Linked DNA regions of Homo sapiens: all the other regions are linked to region 1. Evidence: chromatin loops called from intact Hi-C (ENCODE). Cell type or tissue: heart right ventricle. All regions are shown on one strand.

Region 1 (4,000 bases):
GAGGAGCCCAGGAGCCCTGCGGGGGGGGGCCACGTGGACAGGCAGGAATGTGTCATCCCGTCCCTGAGTGGGCTTCTCAGTGACTGTAGCCAGCAGTCCTGCTTCTCCAAGGGCCTGAGCTGGGCCTCTGCTGCCATGTGCCAGCCATTCCCAGGGCAGGAGGCCGTGCAGTGGATACACGCATTGCAACACGAATTCCCTCTCATGCCTGCTTCTCTTGCCAGGTGGACCAGTCTGGCCTGGGCTTGCCCTCGAGAGACTATTACCTGAACAAAACTGAAAACGAGAAGGTAAGCGTGCCTCTCCCCTCCCAGCCTGCCTCCCAGCACGGTCCTTCCTGCTCCGTGTCCACACCCACACCTGTGCAGGTCTTTGAAGCTAGGGGAGCCCAGGGGTGTCAGTGACCTGATGGGTGAAACAGGCAGACCCTGGCAGGGGAGGGACACCCCTAGGCTGGCTGTGTCACTCAGGCATCATGGACACAAGGGGCAAGAGACAGGTATCATTTGTCCTGGTTCTAGAGAGAGGCAGAGGCAGCAATAACAGCTACCACAATTCGCCTGGCCCTTTATACATCACCTGTGACCCTCCCATTAACCCTGCAGATACTGAACTTCATTTGCCTCATCTGTCAAACAGGAATTAGTTTTGTCTTGCCTTTTACAGAAGAGGGTATCAGGCTCAGAGATGCTAAGTGATCTGCTCAAGGTCACATAGCCAGTAAATGACGAGCCTGAGATTCACATCCGGATCCACGTGCTCCGAAGCCCATGGCTCTCCCTCCCCCTGGCCTGCCTCTTGTGATGCCTCTTGGGGCGACCTCACCTGGAACTCATTCATCTGTCCTTTCATCCTTCCGCCGGCATGTACTTGACCAAGCGCCCACAGAGTGCCTGATGCTGGGGAGATGGTAGCAGACAAGACCACCATAGCCTTCGTCCCACAGGGCCTGTGGTTTGGTCGGCGAGGCGGATATTATTTAACTAAGAGAAAGTGAAGCTGAGAAAGTCTACCGTGGAGACCTAATTCAGATCTTGGAACACGGGTGGGGGGTGGTCAGAAAAGATGCATTCTAAGAATGGAAAGACAGCCCCAGGACAAGCCCTGGAAGACAGGGACCAGCCCAGGTGGGGACCTGTGAGACGAGCCAAGACTTTGGGCTTTCTCCTGGAGGCTGTAGGGAAGCAGCAGAGAGACACGGCCCCGAGATCATTCTCAATGCTGTGTCTCCCACGGGTGTCTTCTTCTTTTTTTTTTGAGACAAAGTCTCTCTCTGCCGCCCAGGCTAGAGTGCCATGGCGCACAATCTGGGCTCACTGCAACCTCCTCCTCCTGGGTTCAAGTGATTCTCCTGCCTCAGCCTCCTGAGTAGCTGGGATTATAGGCACCTCCCACTATGCTCAGCTAATTTTTGTATTTTTAGTAGAGACGGGGTTTCGCCATGTTGGCCAGGTTGGTCTCAAACTCCTGACCTTAGGTGATCCACCCACCTCAGCCTCCCAAAGTGCCAGGATTACAGGCGTGAGCCACCACACCTGGCCCCACGGGTGTCTTGGGGGCACTGTGCAGCCCCCTGGCTCCCTGTGCCGGACTTGGCTGGCCAAGCCCCCCACCAACTCTCGTCCAGTGGATAGTGGGGGGGCAGCCACTGACAGTTTGGGGTATGGGCCCTGCAGGTGCTGACCGGATATCTGAACTACATGGTCCAGCTGGGGAAGCTGCTGGGCGGCGGGGACGAGGAGGCCATCCGGCCCCAGATGCAGCAGATCTTGGACTTTGAGACGGCACTGGCCAACATCACCATCCCACAGGAGAAGCGCCGTGATGAGGAGCTCATCTACCACAAAGTGACGGCAGCCGAGCTGCAGGTAACTTGAGCGCCGGCTGCTAGGGAGGCTGGGATGGCCTCCAGGTTTCAGACAGGGCCCTGGACTGGGGGCTTTTATACTCATTTCATCTAGTCCTTGAAACTATGTGACAAAGGAAGGATGGTTGTTATGCCCAGTCCACAGATGGAAAAACTGATGCTCAGAAAGGTCAAGTTACCTGCTGAAGGGCACACAGCTAGTAAGTGACTCCAAAATAGGCGCCTGGCCGACACCAGGCTGCTTCTCTGTAATTAATAGTGTTTACTTGGAGGCTCGGGGTCATGACCACACCAGCTTACATTGACAGCGCCTTTCCAGTCTCTCCAGCACCAAGCACATCGAACTTGGTTACAGTGAGCACTTAATAAATGCATGGTGTGGATTCTGTCATTACTTTTCCCTTTTCTGAGCCAGATCAAGGTCCGGAGGCTCCTAAGTGGCAGAGGAGCCAGCCGCAGATGGGCTCACTGTACAACAGGGCGTTAGATCTGTGATGCTCTCTGTCACCCATTGGAGAAGCCCAACGTCCAAGGGCTCAGCCTCTGCCAAAGGCTGCCCTCTGGTGGCTGCTTGGTTCTTGAGGGTCCAGAGAGAATAGCTTGCTGGTTCCTTCTTTCCAGAGCATCAGCTGGCATTGCAGAGGGATCAGCAGAATGGCCACCACCGATCTTGCCGTTTCTTGACATCACCCAGGAATGCGTGGCCAGGCCTTGCTTCTCTGCTGAGGAGGGGCTCCCGCAGAGTGTCATCTCCCTCCTTCCTTACCTTGTGACCAGCCGAATTTGACCTGTTGTCCGTTCCTTCTACTTTCAGGAAGAACACTAGGTCCCTGCCCTTTACCCTCCTCCAGCTGACAGGTGTATATGGGTCCGTCTTGGGACCTTGCGCTTCATGTGCTTCCTGGCTAGTGGGGGACACCAGCTAGAAACAACCCTGTCTCATTGCTGAGTGCTTTGGGCAAAAGCAGCGGGCCCTGGGAGCCAGGGGTGGGGAGAAGTCAGGGAAGGTGAGTCTAACGATAGATGAGCATTTCCAGGCCAACTGGGTGTCCCAGGCGGAGATGCAGGCCGTGCTAGGGCCCACGATCAGGGTCAGGGGAGCCTGGCCTCCTGCTGGTGCTGGCTGCCCTTCAGCTCCCAGAGAAACTGGCCTGAGGCTCAGTGGTGCTGCTCAGACCAGGATGGAGATCAACAGCTGCTGTTAGATACCATCTGGCACTCTTTTCCTGCTCTGAGGCCAGGAGGCTGAGGGTGATGTTGTTTGTGCATTATAATTTGGTTTGTTCCAGCCGATTTCTCAGCCTGAGGGGCCCCCGCAGTGCCTCAGCCCCCTACCGTGGCCATGATGCCAACTGTCTGTGCCAGGAATAGCGGAGAAGGCACAGGAGCCCTGAGCACATCAGCCCAGCATGGCCACCAGGTTCCCCCCAGGCATCCTATCACCACTGCTTCTGCTCTCTTCTTCCAAGCAGAGGAAGAAAGGCTTTTCCTGCCTCCCAGCTGCACAGCTGCCAAGGTGGGGGGAGTTTAGCAGACTCAGCAGCTTGTAGTACACAAGCCCTGGGCTTAGATTCAGAGGACTGTAAGCCCCTTGGAGCTCTAAGTGCTGGGATTATAAGCATGAGCCACCACGCCTGGCCAAACAGCCTCTGTGTTCTAAGTACCCAAAGTTCAATTAAGATCTTTAGGAAATATATGGATTCTCTCGAGTTTTTACAGATATTTCTGATTAAATTCTAATGTGAATTTGGCTGCCTTCCTTGTAAAATGGGCTTGGCTCGTTCACTCACCCCAGCTGTGTGCCAGAACACAAATGAGACATAGCCCTTGCCCTCACAAGGGACTGTGGTTCCTCTTTTTTTTTTTTTTTTTTTTTTTTGAGACAAAGTCTTGCTCTGTCGCCCAGGATGGAGTGCAGTGGCATGATCTCAGCTTACTGCAACCTCTGCCTCCCAGGTTCAAGCGATTCTCCTGCCTCAGCCTCCTGAGTAGCTGGAATTACAGGCAGGCACCACCACGCCCGGCTAATTTTTGTATTTTTAGTAGAGTCGGGGTTTCACCATGTTGGTCAGGCTGGTCTCGAACTCCTGACCTCATAATCCACCCGCCTCGGCGTCCCAAAGTGCTGGGATT
Region 2 (4,000 bases), 79 kb before region 1:
CTGGTCTCGAACTCCTGACCTCAGGTGATCTGCCCACCTCGTCCTCCCAAAGTGCTGGGATTACAGGTGTGAGCCACCACGCCCGGCCTCAGTGAATGTTTTTTGTTGTTTTGGTTTTGAGACAGGGTCTCTCACTCTGTCACCCAGGCTGGAGTACAGTGGCATGAACACAGCTCACTGCAGCCTTGAACTTATGGGCTCAAGTGATCTTCCCACCTCAGCCTCCTGAGTAGCTGGTACCACAGGTGCACCACTACACCCAGCTAATTTTCTGATATTTTTTTGTAGAGACAAGGTCTCACTAGTTGCCAAGGCTGGTATTGAACTCCTGGGCTCAAGTGATTCATCCACCTTAGCCTTCCATGGTGCTGGGATTACAGGTATGAGACACTGCCTGTCTCAAGTGTTTTTTGAAAGAAGGAAGAAATTTGAGTCCTTTCTTTGTCTTAATGCCCCAGATTCACTCTGTAGCCCTGCCCCTGCCCCCAGGGCCTGGCAGTTCTGGGCTGGCACTCTGCCCAGACCCTGGGCTTTGGGCTTCGCCTGCTGTTCTGCAGGGTAGGGAAGGGCCTCCCTCCCTGGAGACCCACTGATTGGCTGTGTGACCTCAGGCAAGTCCCTTCCCCTCCATAGTCCTCACTTTCCCCTTCCGTCAAGCACTGGGTGGGTCGAAGCTTCCCAGCTCCCTGTGTCTGTGGTCTCCCTCATTTGGGAGCCTTTGCTCCTGGTGTTTGGTGCCTCTTCACCCCCAGGGTCTCACCCACCCCAGGCAGGAGCTCAGCTGGCCTGTAGCTTGCAGAAGGACCATTTGGGAAAGCTGGTGGGCCCTTCATTCTTGGTACCCGCCCTAAGAGCCTCACTGCGACTCTGTCCACCCTGGGTGAGAGCCCTCCAGAGTAGGCCCCCAGCCGTGAGAGCCCCCCACCCACTGAGGCTTGGCATCAGGTCGCCCTCGGTCTGAACCCTGCTATTCCCTGGCTCTGGGACTTTGGGCGGCTCAATCCACCTCTCAGGGCTGCAGCGTCCTCATCTTCAGGGTTGTGAGCACCCAAGGAGGCCCTGCCTCATTGTGGGGACAGAAGAGAATGGAGCAGTCACATGCCTGCCCCTAAGGAGCTGCACTCTAGGGGAGGAAGCTGGAGACCAAACAGGCAAAGCCACCCACCAGAAGGATCGCTCCGAGAGAAGAAAGGAGACAAAACAGGGCGATGTGGTGGAGAGTGGCTGTGAGGGGAGGGGGCCGCTCTAGAGGAGCGGCCAGGAAAGGAGGTGATGTCTGAGCTGGGACATGAAGGTTGAGGAGGGGGCAGCCGGGCAAAGACGGGGGCGGGGGAGATGAGAGTTCCCGGCTGCCGGAACAGCAAGTTTGGCACATGTAGGGGGTGAACGCTGGTGTGGCCGGGCAGAGGCAGTGGAGGGTGGAGGGAAGGCTAGGGAGAGGTGGGCCTGGAGGGGCAAGCCATGGACAGCCTTGTCTGTGGGGCAGGGGTCAGCATTTCGTTCTAATAGTGGTGGGAAGCCACTGGAGGACCCCACGTTGAGGGGCGACTGGGCTTGGTTTCTGTTTGGAAAGACCTTGGCTGCTGTGTAGAGCATGGACTGTAGGGGGCAGGAGGGAGGCAGGAGCGCGGGCCTCAGGATATTCGTCTGTCCTGAGGCTGAGGAGGCGTAGGTTTCTGCAGGATCTGGGATTTTGGCTGCTACTTCAGGGATGGGAGAGAGGTAGCCAGGCATCCCAGATGCTTCGAGACCTTGCTGGCAGCAGAGCACAGTGGGCAAAAGTTACCTGTGGAGCCAGACAGACCTGTCTGAACCTCCACTTCAACTCAGCCTTCCGGGGTGGGCTTGGGATTCTCCCAGAGTGACCAGTTCCCACCGTCCCAGCCCCTGGGGACCCAGAGAAACAGAGCCAGAGGGCATTGAGCTGGAGCCTGCCTCCCTCGCTTCCGCACACCCTGCCGAGAAGTGAGGGCATAGGAAGTGATGGCCGCAAGGGGATGCCCAGCCCCTCTGCTCCAGGGCTGCTGTTCACACGGCCACGCTGGAGGGAATCCTGTGGCTTTGTGGTTCCTTGTTTCCTGGGCTGGTCTGGTGGAAGATGGCCATGAGAAAGCGGCACTTCATCTTCCTTCGCCCCTGAGTGTTCAGTGGGTGGTTACTCGGCATCCTGTTGGGCTTCCGGTGTGGTGGCTGGGAGCCAGAGAGAGGAGGGCATGAGAGCTCACAGAGTCACAGGAGGTGGGACTTGGAGGTCATCTAGGCCAACTTCCTCATAGGGCAGACCAAGGCTCACAAAGGGAAAGAGACTTACCTGAGGCTATACAGCAGGTTAGAGGCAGGACTTAGACCCTGATTCTAGACTCCTCATCCAGCACTCTTTCTAGATAAGATGGAGGTATGGAGGTTTTGGAGCCAGACAGATGTGGGTTGTAGTCCCAGCTCTGTCACTTAGTCCCAGCTGGGTGACCTTTGGTGAGTGACCATCTCTGAGCCTCGGTTTTCTCCTCTATGAAATGGGATGATGGTAGCACCTTTCTCATAGTGGTGTTGTGAAAAGTGGTTGATAATTTATGACAGGTTGTAAAGCTCACAGGACGGTGCACGGAGTTGGCCCTTGGGAGGTGGGAGCTGTTATTACCTTTGTGGCTCCGTCATTTTTTTTTTTTTGAGACGGAGTCTCGCTCTGTTGCCCAGATTGGAGTGCAGTGGCACGATCTCAGCTCACTACAACCTCCACCTCCTGGGTTTAAGCAATTCTCCTGCCTCAGCCTCCCAAGTAGTTGGGATTACAGGCAGGTGCCACCATGCCTGGCTAACTTTTGTATTTTTTAGTAGAGACGGGGTTTCACCATGTTGGCCAGGCTGGTCTCGAACTCCTGACCTCAAGTAATTTGCCTGCCTCGGCCTCCCAAAGAAGTTGGGATTATGGGCGTGAGCCACTGCGCCCAGCCCGTGGCTCTGTCATCCTAACCTCCTGAAGCACCGGAAAGAATGGCTGCGTGCTGGCCCTCACATATGCTGTTTTCTGATGAACGCGGTTAGGGAGGGAAGATGAGAATGGGCCATGGTTGGCCCATCTCTCTGCTACTTATTTTATTTCCCCACTATATTTGAGAGACTCCTTAGCCAGGCCACACTACTACCCACCCACCCCCCCGCCCCCCCCACGGCTCTGGTGGGCTGGAGCTGTGCTGTCTGCCTTCAGCCCAAATAGGGGTGGGGGAGGCGGAGGCACTAAGTGCAGGTCCCGGGTGAAAAACTGGGCAGCTCCCCCCACCTTCTGCATCAGATCCCTACCACGCACCACCAATACCTGTTTGTTCAGTGTGACCTAGTGGTTAAGACCAAGGGCCATGGGATCAACTTGAGCTTGAACCCTGGATCTGCCATTGAATTGTCACCAAGGACTTTTAGCAGGCGTGTCTTCCTCTCTGAGCCTTGGATTTCCCATCTGTGAAGTGAGGATAAGTCCCTCCCAGGAAGACTGCAAATATTCAGTGAGAGGAGCAGCACTCAGAGCATGCATGGTGCATATCTGGTGCTAGACTCCAAGAATTGGATGGCACTAATATTGTAACAGTGTTGACACATGTCCCAATTGTTTCTCTTTCCATAGCTGTTCTTAGAAACTTACTTCACCATCCGCCCACCCCACCCCCATCCTGTGTTCCCGCAGCCCCCTTCCCTCTAACTCCTCGCCTGACTGACTTCTCTCAGGGTCACCTTGGACTGAAATCTTTCTCCCCCTCCCCTCCCCTCCCCTCCCCTCCCCTCCCCTCCCCTCCCCTCCCTCACCTCCTCTCCCCTCTCCTCCCCTCTCCTCCTGTCTCCTCCGCTCTCCTCCTGTTTCCTCCCCTCCCCTTCCCTCCCCTCTCTCTCCTATCTCTCTCCCCCCCTCCTCCCCCCTCCCCCTGGACTAACACAGATCAAGAGTTCAAGCTCTGGCCCAGCCTGCCTGGGTTTGAATCCCAGCTCTGCCATTTACTGGAGCAGCCTCAGG
Region 3 (4,000 bases), 400 kb before region 1:
GCATGCACCACTACGCCCAGCTAATTTTTGTATTTTTACTAGAGATGGGGTTTTGCCATATTGGCCAGGCTGTTCTCGAACTCCTGACCTCAGGCGATCCACCTGCCTCAGTCTCTCAAAGTGCTGGGATTATTACAAGCATGAGCCACCGCGCCCCAGCCATCTCCCTCCTCCTCCTGTCCCCAGCTCAGCCCAACTACATTTGCAGCCTCTTCCTCTGCTTCTCCTGCCCACCTGATTTACCCCTGGGGTAAATGAAGGCATGACTCAGCTAGGGCTCCTGGGCTTTGTGTATCCCAAAGAAGACCCTACTGGCAACAGTGTTAACAGCCACCACCGTGCAAGCCGTTCGTGAGCACAAGGCACCATGCTAAGGTGTCTGTGTGCATCACCTTGTTTAACACGCCATCACTCTGTGAGCTAAGAGCTAGTATCATCTCCATTTTCCAGATTGGAAACTAAGGCTGACGGTCACAGCTCAAGACTGAGTCGGGGCTGGGTGCAGTGGCTCTTGCCTGTAATCCTGGCACTTTGGGAGGCTGAGGCGGGAGGACCACTTGAGGTTGGGAGTTGAAGACCAGCCTGGCCAAAATGGTGAAACCCCATCTCTACTAAAAATACAAAAATCAGCCGGGCATGGTGGCGGGTGCCTGTAGTCCCGGCTACTCAGGAGGCTGAAGCGAGAGAATCGCTTGAACCCTGGAGGCAGAGGTTGCAGTGAGCCAAGATCGTGCCATTGCACTCCAGCCTGGGTGACAGAGCGAGACTGTCTCAATAAATATATATAGCTGAGTTGGAACCCACTCTGTCCAGCCCTCTTGAGCCTGTGCCCTTCCTCACTGGCTCACACTGCCCTGCTCTGTATCCAGGCTGTGTAGTTATGCATTTAGAGCCCTGGTTCCTGGAAGGCAGGGCTTCAGCCAAGCAACGGGTTATTAAGCACCTACTGTGTGTCTTGGGGAGGTGCTTTGTGAGGCTAAAGCTTGTGAGGATGGGGAGATTGGGTTCCTCTGTGAGAGATCTTGAGGCTCCATGCCCGCATCCTATCCCAGAAGGCATTCAAGCCCGAGGATACCAGGACAGAGCAGCCAGGGCAGGGCAGTGTGTACTGTTGGAAGGACTTTTTCCCTGGCAGGAGCGTCCCTCACAGTGACTCAGAGCAGTGTGAAGACCTCAGAGAGGTTTTGTAGCCATATCTGCATCCACTGATCCTTAGGCAAGCCACTCAGCCTCTGGGACCTTGGCTTCCTGATCTGTGAAATGGGGAAGATGATTGTACCTAATTTACAGGGTGGGTTTAAGGACTGGATGAAAGCACTTGGCACAGGGCCTCGGGAACTAGAAGGGGCTGTGCCACTGAGCTGCAGCGCACGGGTGATAGGGACTGAGGTCCCGAAGAGCTCGGAAGAGCTGGATCTGCTCTGTTTGCACACCTCAATTTCCCCCGTCAGCCATGGCAGACATGTAACTCTTGCAGGATCAGCCTCACGGGGCTGTTGTCAGGATCACAGAGATCCCGGAACGCGTAGGTGCGGCCCCGTGATCTGCGCACCGAGAGAACGGGTCCCGCGGGAGGGGGCGGCGAGAGCACAGTGGGCGGGCGCAGGTGCGCCCTTGTGAGCTGGGAGACGTGCGGCGGCGCCTGGCGCCGGGGAGAGGGCGAGGACGGGCGCTGGGGCCGCCTCCATGTAAGGGAGGGGTGAGGAAGTGCGGGGGGTGGCGAGCGCGCGGCCGGTGACTGGGGGCGCTGTCCCGGCGGCTCCGGGTCCCCACCCTTCTCTGAGATGCTCCCGGGGCGCTGTCCCTGGTCCTGGAGCCCGGGCGGCCGTCGCCTGCAGTTCTTATGACGGCCAATTGGTGGCGCCCGAGACCGCGGCGGACTCCCGGACCCATTAGAGAACACGTTTTAAAAAGCGTTCTTCGGCCGGGCACTGTGGTTCACGCCTGTTATCCCAACACTTTGGGAGGCTAAGGCGGGCGCATCACCTGAGGTCGGGAGTTCGAGGCCAGCCTGACCAACATGGAAAAACCCCGACTCTACTAAAAATACAAAAATTAGCTGGGCCTGATGGTGCATGCCTGTAATCCCAGCTACTGAGGTGGAGGTTGCGGTGAGCCGAGATCGCGCCATTGCACTCCAGCCTGGGCGACAAGGGCAAAACTCCGTCTCAAAAAAAAAAAAAAAGCGTTCTTCATTTTCCTGTCATGATATTCCTAGGAAATAAGCCTGCCTACACACCTGACTTCAAAAACCAACTATATACTGGCATAAGAGATGAAAAAGGCCCTCCACCTCCCTACATGAATGCTGTGGCATGACCACACCACAAGAGCCAAAGAAGTAACCAGCCTTGGGCACCTATTTATTAAAAATATACCCTTAGATTTAAAAAAATTAAAATTATCGTAATAGAGATGGAGTCTTGCTTTGTTACCAGGCCGGTCTCGAACTTCTGGGCTTAAGCAGTCCTCTCACCTCAGCCTCTCAAGGTGCTGGGATTACAGGTGTGAACCACCTTGCCCAGCCTACCCTTAGATTTTTTGTTTTTGTTTTTGTTTTTTGAGACAGAGTCTCAAAAACTCCAGGCTAGAGTGTAGTGCTGTGATCTTAGCTCACTGCAACCTCCGCCTCCTGGGTTCATGCAATTCTCCTGTCTCAGCCTCCTGAGTAGCTGAGACTACAGGCGCATGCCACCACACCTGGCTAATTTTTGTATTTTTAGTAGAGACAAGGTTTCACCATATTGGTCAGGCTGGTCTCGAACTCCTGGCCTCAGGTGATCTACCCGCCTCAGCCTCCCAAAGTGCTGGGATTACAGATGTGAGCCACTGAGCCCGGCCTACCCTTAGATTTAAGAGCAGAAAGTCATGTCGCTGTACCTGACCTCTAGTTCAGAATGACTTCAGTAGCTGCACCTTTGAAAAATGTATTATGGATTAAAGCCACACCAAAAAATATTCATTTGTAAACCAGAGTTAGGTTCTAGGATGGGTTACCCGGGCTTTTTACCCACTTGAATATCTAGGAGGATATCTGATGAACAACAAATCTCCTGAAGTGGGACTCTCACCAGCGTAGCTTTCCTGTCCCCCACCCACTGAATGACAGTGGCGACCCCGTCATTTCTGAGGACTGAAACCACCCTGGCGCCCTCTGGGGGGCAGAGCCACCCTTGTTGAGAGCCACTGCCTCAATGAGGGCCTTGTCGGGGTGGAGAGGGGCTCTCAGAGTCCCAGACTGGTTGGCCTCCTGGGAGGGTGGTATCATAAGGAACTGTTGGGAAACTCTCTCCCCCCATTATAGATGAACCAGCAGAGGCCAGAAGTGGGAAGGCACTTGTGATGAGAAATGGTGGGTTGCCAGCAGAGCTGGGGCCACAGGCAGGTCTCCCCAGGTCAGGACTCCGCCAGCCCAGCTTCCTGAGGGGAGCTCTGGGCCTCAAGCAGTCTCCCAGCTTTGTCCAACTGCCCCGAAAATGGGCTGGGAGGGCCACGCCCATAGCAGTGGAGGTAGGAGATGGGGGCTGGCCGGCTAGACACCAGCCTGTAATACATGAGAGGTGTCTTGGCCTCCACTCTGCAATCCTGGAGATGCAGCAATTGCACTCTTCTCTGACCCCCAAAGAGCCATTCTGTCTCCTACCTTTATTTCTTCCCAGTAGTTAGCTGGATGCTCCATGCGTGTTTGTGAGGTGTGTACACATCTGTCTGTGTATATTGTATGAACATAAATAATGTGATTTGAGTAAGGATGTGTGGGCCTGAGATTCCTGTGCCTGTATGTGCTGTCATCAGTGTGTATTTACATGCATGTACTAACGCAGCCGGAGTCAGTAGGTGCATGTGCACTGATGGGGGACCTAAGGGTGGGAGCTGGAGTTGACCTTTGCATGTGCACGTACTTGTGGGTTTGCAGCATGGGGGCTGATGTTCATGTGAGCCTGTCTGCATGCATTTGATCTTGATGTGATCTCTACAGGCATGAGTTAGATGACTCTTT
Region 4 (4,000 bases), 320 kb before region 1:
TCAACTCACTCCCCTGCCTCACCCTGCATTTTCTCCCCATCCCCAGTAACTCTTCCTCCCCACCCAGTTGTCATTGAGTCCCCACCATGCTCTGGGCTTGCTGGCTCTCCCACCCACTCCTGCTCCCAGGTGGGTAGACAGGAGACCCCAGGAGTGTCCACCCCAAAGAAGGCCCACCTACCAAAGATAGAGTTGCCACGGGGGGTGTATCCACCAAATGTGAAGACGTGGGAATGGTCCGCAGTGACCACGGTCAGAGTGTCTTCCGAGGAGGTCAAGCTGCCTGCCTGCCCGATGGCCCGGTCCATCTCCACCGCCTCATGCAGGGCCTGCTTGGCTTTTCCTTCATGGTGCCCGTGGTCAATTCTGCCTCCTTGGGACACCAAGGCAAAGGCCTCGGTGAGGGAGGAGGGGAGGAAGATCTGCTCCCCAGCCCCACAACACTGCTGCTGGATTAACCTTTGTTAGCTAGGGAAGGACAGGAACCTTCGCCGGGCACCACTCTGAGCTAGCACCACAGCCTAGGCATTTTACGCAGCCATTCAACCTGACGGAGGCCAGAGAGGGACAGCCCCGGTGCCAAAGGCACATGCATGGGGGCTGCAAAGTCCAGATGTGTAATCAAATTCACCAGGCCGGGAAGCTGTACTCCTCCCACCGCCCCTCCCAGCACTGTCTCTAGCTGCTTGAAGGAGGCACTGAAGCCTTTGGGAGGTAGGGAAGGGGGCACGCTGGAATCCCTACAATGTGCCAGGCACGACACACCCATGTCTCTTTTCCCCTGAACAGCAATGCTGGGCAGAGAGGAATATGATCAGTCCTGTTTACAGATGGAGCAACTGAGGCCTAGTGTGGGGAAGCCCACGGTGGGATTTGCCAGGATGTGAATTCAGGTGTGACTCGTCCTAACCCCGTTTTTCATCTCTACCTCAAATCATCCCCTCTAAAAAGAAAGCACGGAGCTCCCAGAGGTAGTGAAAGTCCCCAGTGCCTGGGCAGTGCCTGTGGCAGGTTCCACAAAGCCCTGCCGAAGCCTGAACCCTCGCAGCCTCCGCCCCCGCTTCCCACCTCCGGGTGAGTGCAGGGGCCTGGCTGGAGGCTTGGCCCAGCAGCCGAGGGCTCTGTGACCTTAAAGGAACACTTCCCTTGCTAACAGGAGGGCGCTGCCTGGTGGACACTCCCAGCTTGGAGGGTCCTGGGCGCCAGGCAGCCCTCTGTTCCCACCAGTCTGAGCCTCGCGGTGGCCCGGCAGGCTGGCAGGGCGTGTCCTCCCTTTGTTGTGGCTCTGGGAGCAGCTAGCCTGGGCGGCCCATCCTGGCCTTGCTCACAAAGGAAACCGCTCCCGGGGGAGCCCGTGCTCACCACCGCTGGTTTCTGGCTGGCTCCTTGGCGTCAGAGGCCTGTTCGGGGCCAGGCCAAGACCGCTGTGCTCGAGTGGGAACCCCGGGGTTTGGCAAGAAAGCAGCCAAGCTGGGCTGGCGGACGCTCACCTCTGGAAGGCGGAGGCGCTGAGCATGTGTGTATGCGTGGGGAGCATATGTGCAAACATGTTCACGTGTGTGCATGTGTGTGTATACATACCGATGTTAGCAGGGCAACATGAGGAACTGCGGTGGGCAAGGGCTGTTAGCACTGGAAGGTTTCTGGAATCTTTATCACTTCCTCACACTTCCTATTGTTCCCGCCTTAACTATTGTGTAGCCATAACAAGGCTAATAATAGAAACACGGTTTATTCTTTACTGGGCCCCGTTCCAAGTACTTTATGTCTCTGAACACAATGGAGGCGAATCACTCTCCAGGAGACAGATGCTATTTTTGGCTTCACATAACAGAAGTGCACAGGTAGAGGTCACACCGCCAGCAGATGGCAGCGCCAGGCCAAGAATTCAGGTCTGTCTGCAAGGCCCCTGGCCGGCGCTGAAAGAGCCTGGGAACATCAGCACACAGCGTGGGAAAGCCGGGGCCTGCGGATTTGCTTTTCTGGGCAGTGAGGCTGAGGGGCTGCTTGCCCCTTCAGGGCCAGGTCCCCAAGAAAGACTACCAAAGGGGAGAAATCTGCCTCCTCTCCCAGGAAGCCTTCCTGGATTGCTGAACCTAACTTGCATCTCCATGCCCAAAGGAGAGCAGCTTGCTGGGCTGGGAGTGTCTACAGTGCCACCCGTCTCCTTCCACAACCTATTCTCCTAAAGGGACCTCTCCCTTCACCCCCAAACCAGTCAGTTCCCTTTAAGAGCTGGACTTCTCCATCCTGACACCAGGGCCGTGTTTCCAGCAGCCCCCTCTCAGCAGACCCGGGGTCCCTACCTTCCACCAGCAAGAAGAAGCCTTTGGGGTTCTTCCGCAGGATCTGGATGGCCACCACCACCATCTCGGAGAGTGACGGGTCCGTCACGTTGTTCCTGTTCAGCTCGTACTGCATGTCCCCTGGCTCGAAGAGACCTGAGGAGGACGCCAGGAGGATGTGGATGCTGAGAGGCTGTGACCCGGCTAGGAGGACTCCAAGGAAGCTGGGGTGTCTCAGGGAATGCAGGCTCCCCACAGCCAGCTTGGGGTAGAGTATGGTGGCTGGGAGGATCCTTATCTGGGTGATTTTTGTGGGCCCAGAATTAGGCCCCCAATTCCTTTTTTTTTCTTTTTTCTTTTTCTTTTCTTTTCTTTTTTTTTTTTGAGACAGAGTCTCACTCTGTTGTCCAGGCTGGAGTGCAGTGGTGCGATCTCGGCTCCCTGCAACCTCTGCCTCCCGGGTTCAAGTGATTCTCCTGCCTTAGCCTCCTGAATAGCTGGGATTACAGACATGCATCACCACACCCAGCTAATTTTTGTTGTATTTTAAGTAGAGACAGGGTTTCACCATGTTAGCCAGGCTGGTCTCGAACTCCTGACCTCAGGTCATCCGCCCACCTCGGCCTCCCAAAGTGTTGGGATTACAGGCGTGAGCCTCCGCACCCAGCCCCAATTCCTTTCATTTTCATTCCCACCACTATGGCGCGGTGGGATCACCATGCCCGTTTCACAGATGAGGAGCACTGAGGCCCAGAGGTGTTCCATAACTTGCTATTGTCAGCTGAGAAGTGGCAGATCTGGGGTTCAAATCCATCAGTCAGTCTGCCTCCAGCCTGCAGGGCTCAGCACACAGCACTGTGGCCCCAAGGCAGAGGGTCACAGCCTGGACTCGATGGGGCCGCTAGAGTGTGTGTGCATTTACATGTTGGATTTGAAGGGCACGGTGGCCTGTGCAGCGAAACAGCAGAAGGTTTGGAATCATTGTCCCTCCTGCTCACTGGGCTCCGTTTTCTCACTTGTGACATAAGGAGAATGATCCATTCCTTGCCCATGGCACAAAGTTCCATGTGTCCCATGCTGGTGCTTCTGATTCTGGTGTCCTTCCAATTCTGGTGTCCTTCCAGAACACCCTGCCCCTCTGTGAGTGGGTACACAGCCGAACAATAGCTCCCATGCACACAGGGTTCACTTGGTGCCACATGCTGTTAGCGCTTTGGAAGCAGGCAAAAGCCAGCCTCCAAGATGGTGCCCAATAACCCCTGCCCCCTGGAATTCACGCGCTTGTGTGGTCTCCTCCCACACTAGCCTTTGTATGCCATAGAATGCCACCGAAATGATGGTGTGTGATTTCGAAGGCTGGGGCATAAAATGTTGTAGCTTCTGTTTATATACTCTTGGATCTCTGTGGGAAGCCAGCCACCATGTAATGAGGACACTCAAGCTGCTCTATAGAGAGCAATGTGCCAAGGAACTGAGGCCTCCTGCCAACAGCCAAGACCAACTCGCCAGCCATGTGAGTGAACCATCCTGGAAGCACCAGCCCCAGTCAAGCCTTCAGATGACTGTGACCTCATGGGAGACCCAGCTAAGCTGTCCCCAGATTCCTGACCCAAAGAAATTGAGTGAGGCAATAAATGTTTACTCTTGTTTTAAACTGTTAAGTTTTGTTTTGTGACAGGGTCTCACTCTGTTGCCCAAACTGGTGCAGTGGCATG
Region 5 (4,000 bases), 110 kb before region 1:
TCTAGCGATCCTCCTGCCCCCAACCCCCAAGGTGCTGGGATTACAGGTGTGAGCCATCGCGCTCGTCTTGGACCTGGTCCCTCATCCTCTTCTACCCAGAATGTCCCTGTTCACCCCACGTGGGTCTGCTCTGAGCCTGGGGAAATAGCCAGTATCCTTCTGTCTGTTCATTTCCTTCTTGGTTCGTCTGAGGCTGCTGCTACTCTCTGCCCCTAAAGCTGTTCCCACCTATTCCCAGAGGCTCCCTGAGCTTGACCTGGTTGCTCCTCACCCACCTGAGCTTGGGGCACCCCAATCCACTCCTAGCCCCATTCCCCACCCCACAGGGCTTCCATGGTGCTCTGGGCTCCCCTCCAGCCCCCATCACTTCTTGGGTATCACAGCCTGAAGGCTTGCATCGAGTCCTTCCCTGGATGGACACCTGCTGTCCCCTGCTGGTCAGTTTCTTAGAAGACCTCGACAGTTGTCCAGGCGCAGGGATGGAGCCTGAGCTACCCTTTTTACCACAAGCTGTCACTTCACTGTTGTCACCCAAGCTGCAGTGCAGTGGCAATCTCTGCTGACTGCAACCTCGGCCTCCCGGGTTCAAGCGATTCTCCTGCCTCAGCCTCCCAAGTAGCTGGGACTACAGGCACCCACTAAGAAGACCAGCTAATTTTTGTATTTTGGGTAGAGACGGGGGTTTCACCATGTTGGCCAGGCTGGTCTCAAACTCCTGACCTCAAGTGATCTGCCTGCCTCGGACTCCCAAAGTGCTGGGATTATAGGCGTGAGCCACCGCGCCCAGCCATAACAGTACCGGCCATTAACATGCTTTTTCTAAGGGAATCTTCACAGCAACTTTCTGAGGTAGGTTCTGTTATTGTCCCTGTTTTACAGATTGGAAACTAAAACACTGAGATAAGTCACTTAACTAAGGGATAGTGCTGGGTTTGAACCCAATACTTTCCCCTCCCCCCCTTAAGGACAGGGTCTTGCTCTCTTGCCCAGGCTAGAGTACAGTGGTGCAATCATAGCTCACTGCAGCCTTGACCTCCTGGGCTCAAGTGACCCTCCCGCCTCAGCATCAGGCATACACTACCATGCCTGGCTAATTGTTTTATTTTTTGTAGAGATGGGGTCTCACTATGTTGCCCAGGCTGGTCTTGAACTCCTAGGTTCAAGCGATCCTCCCGCCTTGGCCTCCAAAAGTGCCCCAATATAATTAATAAGGAGAACGAGAACAGCCAACATTAGCCCAGCTCTCCCTCAGGAGTCAGAGCTGCACCGGGCTCTTTAAATTCATCACCTCCTTAAACCTTCTCTCCCACTTTCCACAACGTGGGATGAAACCTTTGCCATTCACTCCACACCCTCAATGCTCCTCCCACAAATACAGCCTGTATGGCCTCCCCAACTCTCAGAGGAGACCTCACAGTGCCAACAAAGTATGCAAAACTCTTACGCATATTTCTTTTTTACTTTGTGTTTTTTTGGAGATGGAGTCTTGTTCTATCGCCCAGGCTGGAGTGCAGTGGCGTGATCTCTGCTCACTGCAACCTCTGCCTCCCGGGTTCAAGTGATTCTCCTGCCTCAGGCTCCCAAATAGCTGGGACTACAGGTACGTGCCACCACACCCGGCTAATTTTTGTATTTTTAGTAGAGACAGAGTTTCACCATGTTGGCCAGGCTGGATTCGAACTCCTGACCTCAAGTGATCTGCCTGCCTTGGCCTCCCAAAGTGCTGGGATTACAGGCATGAGCCACCATGCCTGGCCTTATTCTCCTTATTTTAAAAGGGAGCTAACAGAGTCCTAGAATGTAAAGGGACTTGGCTGACATCCCCCAGCAAGTCAGTGAAGTTGCTGGGTCCCCTCTATGGGCCTGCAGACCCAGGTGTAGGATGTGGTGCCTCTTTACCATTCCTGGCTGCCAGGAGCTCCTAGGATGAGCCTGAAGCTATATGCAAATGTGATCATTTAAATTCACTATGACTCTGAGAGAGAAGGGTTATTCTCCCCACAACACAGGTAAGTGAGCCAATTCAGGCTCACCAGGGTCACAGGACTTATCCAAGTCACTGGATTGACAGGATGAACACTGGCTTCAAGCCCAGGCTTCTCTCTCTGTTCCTCCTACTATAACCAACTGCAGTCCACATATTTTTAGTGAGCACCTACTCAGTGCCAAGCACTGTGCTAGGTGCTGGGGAGGCAGCATGCATCAGCAGACACACCCCTTCCCTCCTGGTGCCCACATCACTGCCGGAGGAGACAGGAAACAGACGTGGAGACCGGCACAGTAATAATCAGAATCCCAGTATCAACCTCAGAAGCTTAGCAAAGTGTCACAGGGCTCCATCCCTGGCGTTCCCCTGTCTCCAGGCTTCTGGAAGTTTCTTCTGCTCCTTCACCCTTCATTCACCAGGGTTTCCCTAGCTCTCTAATAATCCCCATTCCCAGGCCTCCCACCTTGACCACATTCCCAAGTCTTCACTTTAGATCGCCACCAGGGGACAGCCGTGCACCGTGGCAGGTGGCTCCTCCTGCCAGCCCAGCTTGGGCCAGAGTTTCCACCAGAATCACAGACCGTGGGAAAGGAGAGGGGAGGAGAAAGGAAGAAAGGAAGGAAGGGAGGGGACTAAAGGGTGAACCAGGCTTCCCAGCGGGGGTGTCTTAGGGAATCAGCTCTGTCCAGACCTAGGGCAGTTTCTCAACTGTTTTCCCTCCTTATCTTCCTTCCACTTTATCTTCTCCTCGTTCATTCAATAAACTTTTTTTTTTTTTGAGATGGAGTCTTGCTCTGTTGCCCAGGCTGGAGTGCAGCAGCGCGACCTCAGCTCACTGCCACCTCCGTCTCCAGGGGTCACGCAATTCCCCTGCTTCAGATTCCCAAGTAGCTAGGATTACAGGCACGCACCACCACACCCGGCTAAGTTTTGTATTTTTAGTAGAGCTGGGGTTTCGCCATATTGGCCAGGCTGGTCTCGAATTCCCGACTTCAGGTGATCCGCCCAGCTCTCAGCTTCCCAAAGTGCTAGGATTACAGGTGTGAGCCACTGCGCCCAGCCCATTCAATAAACTTTTTAAAAGGCTTTGTTGAGATATAATGTATATGTCATAAAAGTTCACTCATTTAGAATGTACAATACAATGATTTCTTTTTTTTTTTTTTTTCTTTTTTGAGACAGAGTCTCGCTCTGTCGCCCAGGCTGGAGTGCAGTGGCACGATCTCGGTTCACTGCAAGCTCCGCCTCCCGGGTACACGCCATTCTCCTGCCTCAGCCTCCCGAGTAGCTGGGACTACAGGCGCCCGCTACCGCGCCCGGCAAATTTTTTTTTGTATTTTCAGTAGAGACGGGGTTTCGCCGTGTTAGCCAGGATGGTGTCGATCTCCTGACCTTGTGATCCACCCAGCTCAGCCTCCCAAAGTGCTGGGATTACAGGCGTGAGCCACTGCGCCCGGCCTAATACAATGATTTCTAGTATGTAGAGAGATTTATACAACCATTACTGTAACCCAATTTCAGGACATTTTTACCCCAAAAGAAACCTCGTACCCATTGGCAGTCACTCCCAGGCCTAGGCAGGTACTCCTCTCCTTTCTGTCTGTATAGATTTGCCTATTCTTGACATTTCGTATAAATAGGATAATGCAAAATGTAAACTTTTGTGACTGGTTTCTTTCACTTAGTATGTTTTCCAGGTTCATCCATGTTGTAGCATGTATATGTATTTCACTCCTTTTTATGGTTGAATAATATTCTAATGTGTGGATAGACCACATCTTGTTTCTCCATTAATCAGCGGATGGACATTTGGGTTGTTTCCACGTTAGGCTATTATGAATAATGCTGCTGTAAACATTTGTGTACAAGATGTTTTGTTTTGGATTTTTTTTTTTGAAACAGGGTCTCAGTCTGTCACCCAGGCTAGATTGCAGTGACACAATCATAGCTCACTGCAGCCTCGACCTCCTGGGTTCAAGCTATGCTCCCCCCTCAGCCTCCCATGTAGCTAGG
Region 6 (4,000 bases), 90 kb before region 1:
AATGACTCTGTGTGCCCAGACGCATCCAGGGCCACTCTGGGTCAGCACCTGGGCAAGGGTTGCAGTCAGTTGCTCCTCCTCTTCCTTGCTGGCAGTAGGTTCTGTTTCCAAATTCACCCTGGTCACCCACCACTACAGCCTCCTCACCCCCGTTGGCTGATAGGCAGGATTCCCCGGATCTTTCCCTCTGGCCTCACGAGCATTCTGTCTGGCCTAATGAACTCTTAGACATCCTTCAAAGCCCAAATCCCAATGCCGCCAGGATGTCTTTCTCCTGAACATACACTCATTATGCCCCCTACACAGTAGTTTCTCTTTCTCAGCCCAACCCAAATATAGATGATCACAAAAGTCACACAACAGTCACACACAAAGACCACAGTGTCACCACACACACAATGTTTTTATCTCGATGTCTCTTGCAAACTGGGTTACACACAAAGTTGTACCAAATCACAGCCATGTCCCTCTTTTGTGTGGGCACGTACAACACACGCAAACTACACCACAAAAACCCAGGATTTTTTCACAACTTGTTTACAACAGGGACACCACATTTCTTTCTACCACATTAACATGCATGTACAACAGGACCCAAAAGTGGAGATCACACATCACACACACACACAGGCAGGCTGTCTTCTGTTCCTTCCTCCTTCCCTTGACCTCACAAAACCTACACGTGGAGACAGTGTCTCTCCTGGACCTGCAAATTCACACGCCTAGAGAGCCACGGCTCCTTCTCTCTGCTTTGCTACCATTCCCTCCCTCACCCCTCTATCACGGGGACACACACACACACAGCAACAAACCCCAAATACAGCGGACACACACACACAGCAACGAACCCCAAATATAGCAGACACACAAACACACAGCAATGAACCCTAAATATAGCGGAGACACACACACAGCAACAAACCTCAAATATAGCAGACACACACACACAGCAATGAACCCCAAATATAGTGGACACACACAGAACAAACCCCAAATATAGTAGACACTCACAGCAACGAACCCCAAATATAGCGACACACAGACACACGGCAACAAACCTCAAATATAGCGGACACAGGTTGTCCTGAAGTCCCTGGACGGCAACGAATCCCAAATAAATCAGTCAGGGCTTTCCTTCACATATAAACACACGGGCACGCGGAATCCACCCCTCCCCCACTTTCTGTCTCCTCATCTCTCTTCCTCTCTTACACACACACACACACACACACACACACACACACACACACGGCAACAAACCCCAAATATACCGGACACACACACACAGCAACAAACCTCAAATACAGCGGACACACACACAGCAACGAACCCCAAATATAGCAAACACACACACGCACATATACACACAGAGCAACAAATCCCAAATATAGTCAGGACTTTCCTTCACACATAAGCACACGGGCACGCGGAATCCACCCCTCCCACCGTTTCTGTCTCCTCTTCTCCTCCCTCTTACACACACGCGCGCGCGCGCGCGCGCGCGCACACACACACACACACACACACACACACACACACAAGCAGCTGCAGCGCCCCGGGTCACACTCCAGTGCAGGAGCCAGGCAGGAGACAAAGGTCGCCGAGGCTCCCGGCGGCCCCACCGGACACAATCGAGCCTCTTCCCGGTTCTGCTAGCTCCCAACGCCGGTCTCGGCAAGGTCTGGACCCTGCGCCCCGAAGCAACAACTCCCGCCTGCTCCTGCCCTCCAGGTTCCCCGCGCAGCCCGGGCAGCCGACTCCCAGCGCGCCAAGGGTTAAGGGCCCGCGCGGGCGCGGGGAGTGCAGCCTCAGGCCGTGATTGGCTGCGCCACCCAGGCCCCCGCGCCCTGCCATTGGCCCCGCGGCGGCCCCGCCCCTCCGGCACTCGGCGCCGAAGCCGCGAGCTCGCCCGCTGGAGCTGAGCGCGCCGCCTGGGCCAGGCAGCCGAGCCGTCCGAGCAGCTGGGCTGGGAGCAGGGAACCCGGAGCTGGGAATCGGGAGCCGGGCGCGGGGAGCTGCGCGAAGCCGGGGCGGAGCACGCGAGCTATGGTGAGTGCTGCGCGCGGAGGTCTGGTCCGGTCCAGCCCAGCCTCGACGGTCGCGGGCAGCGGTGCCGCGGGTGGCACCCGGGGCCGCCCTGGCTCGCGGGGGGCTGGGCGCCGGCTGCAGCAGCAGCCCCCGCCCGGCTCTCGGAAGGCGTGGAGTCGGGGAGCGCCCGGGCAGAGCGCGGCTCTCCCGGCGGCGCTGCGCTTGGTCCCGTCGGGGGCGGCCGCGCCGAGCTTGGTTCTGGTCCCAGCCGGATGTGGGGGGCTCGGGGTCCCCGGTTCGCTTTGGGGACGGTTGCTGCGGTCTGTTTTGGGTTGTTCTGAAGTCCCTGGACTCAGCTTGGCTTGGAGACCCAGGGCAGCCGGGCTGGGTCGGGCTCGCGGGTGGCGGCGATTTCGAGGTGCCTGGATGCAGCTGGACCTGAGCGTCCCGGGACACTGAGGTCGGTCTGGGGCTCGCCTTGGGGCACTGTGGGTGGCCACGCCCGGCGCATTCGGAGGGCTAGGTTGCGGCCCTCTGGGACTGCTGATCCAGCTGTGGCCTAAGGGGTGTATGTGGTGGCGACGCAGCTAGGTCGGTGCTGTCAGAGACCAGGGGACACTCAGGGGCCCTGCACCCAGCGATCCGGTCTCCCCAGCATCTCCCGGTGATGGGTCCTCAGAGGAGGGGCTTGCTGAGGCCGAGTGCTGACTGCGATAGGCAGGAGTACCAGGGAGAAAGGGAACTGGGGAGGGGCGTTTCATGGGGCTCTCTAAAGCCCCAGAAGAGAAATCCATTTGATCCAGGCTGGGCTTCCTGGGGGGGGGCTGTTGGGAGGGGCATTGTCCCTGGACCCCAAGAGCAAAGGCCCTTTGTCCACTTGTCCAGGGCCGGGTGCCGGCCTCTCCATCACGGGAAGGGAGCCATCTACTTCTCTTTGGTTTCTTTCCCTATAGACGAGCCACTCGGATTCCCTCTCCTAGTTCTGTTCTGTGCCCTGTGAAGTGGGTCAAAGTCACCATGTAGGGCTGAGGAGGGCATGTGCCTGGGATGGTGGCTGCCAGTACCTGTGATCCAGCCCCTCCACTTCTCTGTGATGATGCTGCCAAGCCCGAGGGCGCCTGGATGGGAGCAGGATGGGACCCCCTGTAAAGCCGAAGAGTCCCACAGTGGTTCCCAGCCCCTGCTGTGCCCAGAGCTGGAGTCCCCTTACAACCCGCCCCCCCATCTCTCCCTTCCAAGGCCTCTTCTCACCCAGCTAGGGTCTTCTTTGCTTAGGCACCGCCAGTTGCCTCACTAGAGTCAGAAGTGGTGGAATTATGGCTTAGTTCTATACCTGAAGGTGCTTAGAGACCACGTGAGACTCAACCTACCTCCTCCATTAGGAATCTCCCCTGTAATGCCCCACCCAGACCGTTTCCGACACAGGGAGTGCACTATCTGTGGACCAGCACTGGATTTAAAGTCTCAGTGTATGGGCACCAAAAGGCCGTGAGACTTTGAGGTTGTATGATCCCCTCTGCCTCTAAGCCCACCCTGAGTTACTCATAAAGAAAATTTTTTCTTCCTTAAAAACCACCAAAAAAAGAAAGAGGTCCCCTCACTTTGCCTTGGTGACACTTTATAGATCCTTACAACTGAAGAAGCCCACCAGCCTATTGTGAAGAGTCCAGGCTTTGACGTCACACCAATTTGTGTTTGAACCCCATCCCCTCCACTTCCCCACAGGGACTTTGGTCTAGGTGAAGCATCACCCTTGAGTTTCAGTTTCCTCATCTGCAAGATGAGATGATAACACTTACCTCCAAAGGGTGAGATAACCCAAGTGAGAGTGCTTTGCTTCAGTACTGCTTAGTTTTCTTTTCCAAGCTTGAGCCCACGCTGGGAAGTTCTACCTAACATCTAACCTATTTGCCCCAGGGGTTGTCTCTGGAATCCAAAACAAAAGTCTGTCATCCATCTGTCCAGGGCTATG

The links. A loop is a pair of places that touch in the nucleus more often than their neighbours do. Peaks named below come from ENCODE experiments on the same cell type or tissue, not always from the same donor. Only the 100,000 strongest peaks of a DNase experiment are listed, where the experiment ranks them.
Region 2: it touches region 1 in a loop (5-fold over the local background); 85 of 110 quality-filtered maps call a loop at or near these places.
Region 3: it touches region 1 in a loop (3-fold over the local background); 18 of 110 quality-filtered maps call a loop at or near these places.
Region 4: it touches region 1 in a loop (2.5-fold over the local background); 9 of 110 quality-filtered maps call a loop at or near these places.
Region 5: it touches region 1 in a loop (9-fold over the local background); 86 of 110 quality-filtered maps call a loop at or near these places.
Region 6: it touches region 1 in a loop (3-fold over the local background); 86 of 110 quality-filtered maps call a loop at or near these places.

What each region holds. Positions count from the first base shown.
Region 1 is chr1:21,253,815-21,257,814 of GRCh38, reverse strand. ECE1 (endothelin converting enzyme 1) reads left to right here. Exons shown (of 19, transcript NM_001397.3): 7 at 225-290; 8 at 1,677-1,868. Among named protein-coding and RNA genes, the nearest start is that of ECE1, 35 kb to the left of the region's middle. In heart right ventricle, a CTCF peak has its summit at 2,426 (motif pointing left); DNase peaks (open chromatin) are centred at 2,424 and 3,404; H3K27ac peaks cover 2,465 bases.
Region 2 is chr1:21,332,501-21,336,500 of GRCh38, reverse strand. It overlaps a transcript of ECE1 not described here. Among named protein-coding and RNA genes, the nearest start is that of ECE1-AS1, 41 kb to the right of the region's middle. RefSeq lists an enhancer at 1,906-2,125. In heart right ventricle, CTCF peaks have their summits at 1,393 and 1,596 (motif pointing right); DNase peaks (open chromatin) are centred at 1,612 and 2,010; H3K4me3 peaks cover 1,205 bases; H3K27ac peaks cover 3,764 bases.
Region 3 is chr1:21,657,127-21,661,126 of GRCh38, reverse strand. The region is part of intron 1 of RAP1GAP (RAP1 GTPase activating protein); the gene reads left to right. Among named protein-coding and RNA genes, the nearest start is that of RAP1GAP, 10 kb to the left of the region's middle. RefSeq lists silencers at 1,492-1,541, 1,612-1,771. In heart right ventricle, CTCF peaks have their summits at 1,657 and 1,858 (motif pointing right); a DNase peak (open chromatin) is centred at 1,826; H3K4me3 peaks cover 364 bases; H3K27me3 peaks cover 349 bases.
Region 4 is chr1:21,572,106-21,576,105 of GRCh38, reverse strand. It overlaps ALPL (alkaline phosphatase, biomineralization associated), which reads right to left. Exons shown (of 12, transcript NM_000478.6): 9 at 2,307-2,441; 10 at 182-373. Among named protein-coding and RNA genes, the nearest start is that of LINC02596, 12 kb to the left of the region's middle. RefSeq lists enhancers at 609-1,283, 1,284-1,958. In heart right ventricle, CTCF peaks have their summits at 1,158 and 1,870 (motif pointing right); DNase peaks (open chromatin) are centred at 1,325 and 1,885; H3K4me3 peaks cover 485 bases; H3K27ac peaks cover 2,505 bases.
Region 5 is chr1:21,367,162-21,371,161 of GRCh38, reverse strand. No RefSeq gene overlaps it. Among named protein-coding and RNA genes, the nearest start is that of NBPF3, 71 kb to the left of the region's middle. In heart right ventricle, CTCF peaks have their summits at 436 (motif pointing left), 2,267 and 2,491 (motif pointing right); DNase peaks (open chromatin) are centred at 441 and 2,501.
Region 6 is chr1:21,343,425-21,347,424 of GRCh38, reverse strand. It overlaps a transcript of ECE1 not described here. Among named protein-coding and RNA genes, the nearest start is that of ECE1-AS1, 52 kb to the right of the region's middle. RefSeq lists enhancers at 1,515-1,564, 1,575-1,624, 2,325-2,704, 3,449-3,538 and silencers at 1,775-1,964, 2,085-2,194. In heart right ventricle, no CTCF peak of the experiment used is centred here; a DNase peak (open chromatin) is centred at 1,854; H3K4me3 peaks cover 3,049 bases; H3K27ac peaks cover 2,344 bases.